Linked DNA regions of Mus musculus: region 1 is linked to region 2. The links are chromatin loops, found by intact Hi-C in ENCODE. Cell type or tissue: left cerebral cortex. All regions are shown on one strand.

Region 1 (2,500 bases), 71 kb after region 2:
AGGAGTCAGGTTGGCTTGGGGGAATGTCTGTGGAGATTGTCAGGTGAATGTGGATGGCGCCATTTCCTATGCTCAATCCAAACTACCCAGTAGGCAGTCGAGTGCAGGCTCTCTCTCTCTCTCTCTCTCTCTCTCCCTCTCCCTCTCCCTCTCCCTCTCCCTCTCCCTCTCCCTCTCCCTCTCCCTCTCCCTCTCCCTCTCCCTCTCCCTCTCCCTCTCTCCCTCTCTCTCTCCCCCTCTGTTAAGCCACAGTCCCACTATATATTTTTGGCTAGCTTGGAACTCTCTACATAGGCCAGGTTGGCCTGGAACTCACAGCAATCCACCTGCCTCTGCATCCTGAGTGTTGGGTGGTCCACCAGACTTGGCCTCCCTTTTCTAGGAAGGGTGATTGGAGGCTGATTTGGAGCATCTCATCACCTGCAGCTGATTCTAGGCGTCACTGATACACAGAGACACTCAGTGGGAAAGCTTGGGTTTGAACCAGATCATTTTCCCTCTTCCCATGAGAGCATAGAAGAGAAGGCAGGTCCTCACTATTAGCATCTTAGTGACAGATACTAAATCCAGATGCCCATAGCTTCTGAGAGCTCGTGGCAGTGTTCAGGTAGGCAAATATTTAAGAACATCTAGACTTAGGGCTGTTAAAAGGAATATTAACATTGAAATAGAACTATAAACTGAATTTTAAAAACAAAGAGAAAAATGTAGACAAAAATCACTCTAAGGGATCACTATTTAATTTCAGAAATGTTCTTATATTTTATAACTTGGTATTTTGCATACCTACACGCAAGCATACTCATGTGTATATATGCCATTCTCTCTCTCTCTTAGATTTGGCATCTAAGGCTATGAAAAAATAACATTTATATACAGGGCTCAGAGCTCCAGTTCTACATTGGAAGTTAAAAAAAAATCACACTCTGACAGCATGCTCTGTCTTTGGCACTCTGGTAAGAAAACCAAGGCTGCCTGCCAAGGCTATGGAACCCCATGAAAATGGCTTCATCTAGCCAGTTTGGATGTCTGAGGGGCTTGGCTGCCAGGATGCAAGGTGTGTGGGCTGTGGCAACAGAAGGAGCCCACCATGCTCTTCCTCAACTGCTGCATGTGGCCTCTGTTAGAGAAACTTAAAAAAAATGGTTGGTTGAGTCAAAATCTTATGTAGCCCAGGCTGACTTCCAGTTTACTCCATGGCCAAGAACGACCTATTGCCTCAACATCTTGAGTGCTGGGATTGTAGACATGCCCAGTTTATGCCCTGCTGGAGATGAAACCCATGTCCTCTTGCAAGCTAGTGGCATCAGAATATTGGGGTATCTTTGAGAGTGAAGCCTTCCTTGAGGAGCCAGGGTCCTGGAATATTACTAGCCACCAAAGCTTCTGTGAACCAGACCTGGGCTTTAGGGTCCTCTCTCACTCCAGAAGAATGACAATTACAGCCCATGGATGGTGAGATTTGTTTGTTTGTCGAAATTTTTATTATAGATTCTTAGGTAGGAGTTTAAAAGAGAGAGACAGGGCTACAAAGATAGCTCAGAGGCTAAGAGCATTGGCTGCTCTTAAATAAAGAGGACTCAAGTTTGTTTCCCAGCACTCACATGGAAGCCCACAACCATCTATGACTCTAGTCCCAAGGGGTCTAATCCTGCTTCTGGACTTTGCAGGCATCAGACATGAATATAGCACACGTCCATATATGCAGGCAAAACATTCATCCTCATATCGTAAAATTTGAAAGAAAAAGAGGGAGAGAGAGTCATGCTATGTAAGTGAGAGATAGAGGTCAAACGACCACATGGCAAGGAGGGGAGTTTGTGAGAAAGATCAGGAAAGCCCAGGGAGGCAGAGAAACACACTCTGGTCAGCGTTTGAAAGACAAAGCAGAAGAAAAGCAAAAGCATAAGAATTCAAAAAAGTGGGAGGACCCAACAGAACCCCAGGCAGCTCACAGAGACTGCATCAGGGGCAGGAGGAATTCTGGGAAGGAAAAGTACATCATCTCATTAAAGGGATAATGATCCTGCTTTCCTGCTTAACACACTTCAGGTGAACCTACCTTCGCAGAGTGGTCTCTTAGCTAGGACCTGCTTTACTGGAATGCAGGTCTCTATTCAGGACACAGAGTTGACTCTCTTAACCAGAAGGAAACAGTTTCTTAATGGCTTATAGTGTTACTATGATACTAAGTAAGTATTATACCAACTGACCTACATCCCCACACTGCTTTTGTTGTTTTTGCTATAGAGTTTCACATAGCACAGACTGGCCACTAACTCACCATGCTTCTGAAGACAGACTTCCAACTCCGGATCCTCCTGCCTCGCCTCTCAAGTGTTGGGATTACAGTTGTGCTCTGCCACTTGGGGCTCTAATCAGAGCTTACTTTGTTATTTATTTTTGAGACAGGGTTTCACTGTCTGGGATTAAAGGTGCAGACTACCATAGGCATTGTGCTTCTTTGTTTGTTCATTTATCCTTGCAGGACGAAGGTGGA
Region 2 (2,500 bases):
AAAAGTCATGGGTGTGGAGAGGGAGTGGCAGAGTAAGTGGGTCAGGGTCTTCTGTGGCCCAGGCTGGCCTTGAACTCCTGATTTTACTCCAGCCTCCCCAGCACTGGGATCTCAGGCAAGACCACCACACTCAACAGCTGTTTTGTTTTTGAGCTGGTTTCAAATAGCTCATACTGACCTTGAACTCCCCATGAGGCTGGCCTTGAATTCTTCCTGCCCCCAAATCCCAAATGCGGAGAGTACCAGAATTACCACAGTGGGGATTAAGACAACCCCCAGAAGACAGGGTTTCAATGCACAGCCCTGACAGGCCTGGGATCTGTAACCCTTCCTCTGCTCACCAGCAAAGGCTAGGCCAGTTTCAAATTTCAACTAAATTTCTCTTGGAGACTACATTGCACTGTGCAGTTTTATCAGTTTATTTCTTCTCTCTCCCCTCCCCCTCCCCCCCACCCCTTGGTTTCTCAGTGTAGCCCTGGCTGTCCTGGAACTCACTCTTGTAGACCAGGCTGGCCTCAAACTAAGAAATGCGCCTGCCTCTGCCTCTCATGAGCTGAGATTAAAGGCATGAGCCACCACTGCCCAGCTTATTTCTATTCTCTAAAACGATTTAAAAAAGCTAGCTCAATTATAGAAAGTACACATGTAAATTTTAAATGTCAATATTGCATAAACAATGGAAATTTGACTGCTACTCAGGAAAGGCAGCCTATTATTTTTGGAGTAACAAATTTGGTCACTTTAGGAACTAAGTCCTGGGACTGCAAAGATGACTCAGGTTCACAGCTCTGGCTCTTCCAGAGGACTTTAGTTCAATTCCGAGCACCCACAAGGTAGCTTGCGACTGTAACTCCGACTGGAATCTAACATCCTTACACAGACATACAGGCAGGCAAAACACCAATGCACATAAAATGAAAATTAATTAAAAAAATTCAATCCCAGGGTGGAGAGATGAAACCTTCTGCAGAGGAGCCCCCAAGTTAGGTGGCCCACAACCAGCGGCTCCAGGAACCCAGCGGCCGCCCTCTCTGGCTTCTGCAGTCAAACCCCGTACCAAGGAACTAGCGAGTTCCAAACCAGTCAGAGATACAAAGGGAGAGGTGAGATCCTGTTTGAAGAAACCTCCAAACCTAAGACACACCCAAAGAAAAGCACTACCCCCACCACCATCAACAACAAAATGTTTGAATGATCTGGGCCGTCCAGTTCCTTTCTGGAACCAAAACCAGCTAATATTGATATTGACGTTTATCACTTAACCCCTCTCCCTGATTTCGAAATGAAGTCTGTTCCACTCAGCCGAATTTAAGGAGAGGTGTGAGGGAATGAAGGCGGTGTGCGTGGGGGCTGGGGAAGAAGGAGTTGAAAGGGGCGGGGTGCGGCGGGGTACAGAGGCAAATGTAGATCGCTGCTACATTGAGTTTGGGACCGGGACCAGGTATCGAGGCCCGGGCTCCCAGACCCAAAGAAAGCAGGAAGAAACGCAGCAAAGAGGGAGGGAAGCCGACAGAAACCGGAATGCCCACGGGAACAAACTCAACAGTGACCAGCTGGAATCCACCGCGGACCATAGGAGGCAAGGCGCCTGGCGCGAGGGGCCAATAGGAGGACGAGCCGAAAGAGGGGCGCTGCAAGGCCAACCCGAGGACCAGCAAGACTGGGGGCGGGGCCTCTGGGACGAAGCCAATGACTGGGAGAGCGGCCTGGGACGCGTGGCCAATGGCAGGGCGAGCTGGGTTGGGGCGTGGCCCCTGGTTTGAAGCCAATGGCAGGGAGTACAGCTTGGGCGAGGCCAGTGGGAGCTCGAGGGTGGGGGAGGAGCCAGACCCGGAAGACAGTGGGGGCGGGGAGCCGCGATGACAACCTGTCAAGTCCACTTCGGGACGAACTAGGTCACGCGCTTCTTGTAGCTCCGGCGCCCCCGCCCCGCGAGGCCCTGCGGGTGGCCCCGGGGCCGGGCCGCACCGCTTCCTCTTCCTGCCCGCGGGGGTGGGGGCGGGGCGGACACCTGCCGTTCGCCGGCCCGCTCCAGCCTTCGGGCTGCCGAAGGTCTCCTAGCCTTCGGGCCAGTGCCCGCCGATCCTCCGGGAGCCAGGTCCGCGATCTCCGGCGCCCGCCGTGGGCTCGGGAAAGCGCACAGCGCACTACTTGTCGCGGAGGGATCCGGCCCCTGAGTTACCTGTTCTCCACTCGGAGCTGACCTCGGTCCAAGGGCCCGCAAGTCCGCCTCACCGAGAAGTAATACAGGTTCGGATCCGCGCCGCCGACCTCACAATGGCGCGGGCGTCCAGCCACTGTCACGCAGCATCCCGTGCGATTATTCGCCCAGAGCCTCACTGCTTAGGGGACCACGGCGGGGCCCTTCTCCCTCTCGCTCATTCAGAAGATGAGAACGTCCCCGCACGACACAACGACGCTGTTTTAACAATACCCAACTAACTCTGCTCTTCCAAACTGCACACACTTAAAGGTGACATGGCCACAGACGCTGGGTTGC

The links. Hi-C counts contacts between places; a loop is a spot of excess contacts. Peaks named below come from ENCODE experiments on the same cell type or tissue, not always from the same donor. Only the 100,000 strongest peaks of a DNase experiment are listed, where the experiment ranks them.
Region 1: a loop joins it to region 2, with 2.6 times the contacts of the local background. A loop is called at or near these places in 3 of 42 quality-filtered maps.

What each region holds. Positions count from the first base shown.
Region 1 is chr5:25,598,596-25,601,095 of GRCm38, forward strand. No RefSeq gene overlaps it. Among named protein-coding and RNA genes, the nearest start is that of Gm42235, 15 kb to the right of the region's middle. In left cerebral cortex, no CTCF peak of the experiment used is centred here; a DNase peak (open chromatin) is centred at 981.
Region 2 is chr5:25,527,973-25,530,472 of GRCm38, forward strand. 1700096K18Rik (RIKEN cDNA 1700096K18 gene) reads left to right here and starts at 2,046. Exons shown (of 1, transcript NR_027388.1): 1 at 2,046-2,500. In left cerebral cortex, a CTCF peak has its summit at 1,553; DNase peaks (open chromatin) are centred at 1,164 and 1,737; H3K4me3 peaks cover 1,637 bases; H3K27ac peaks cover 1,739 bases.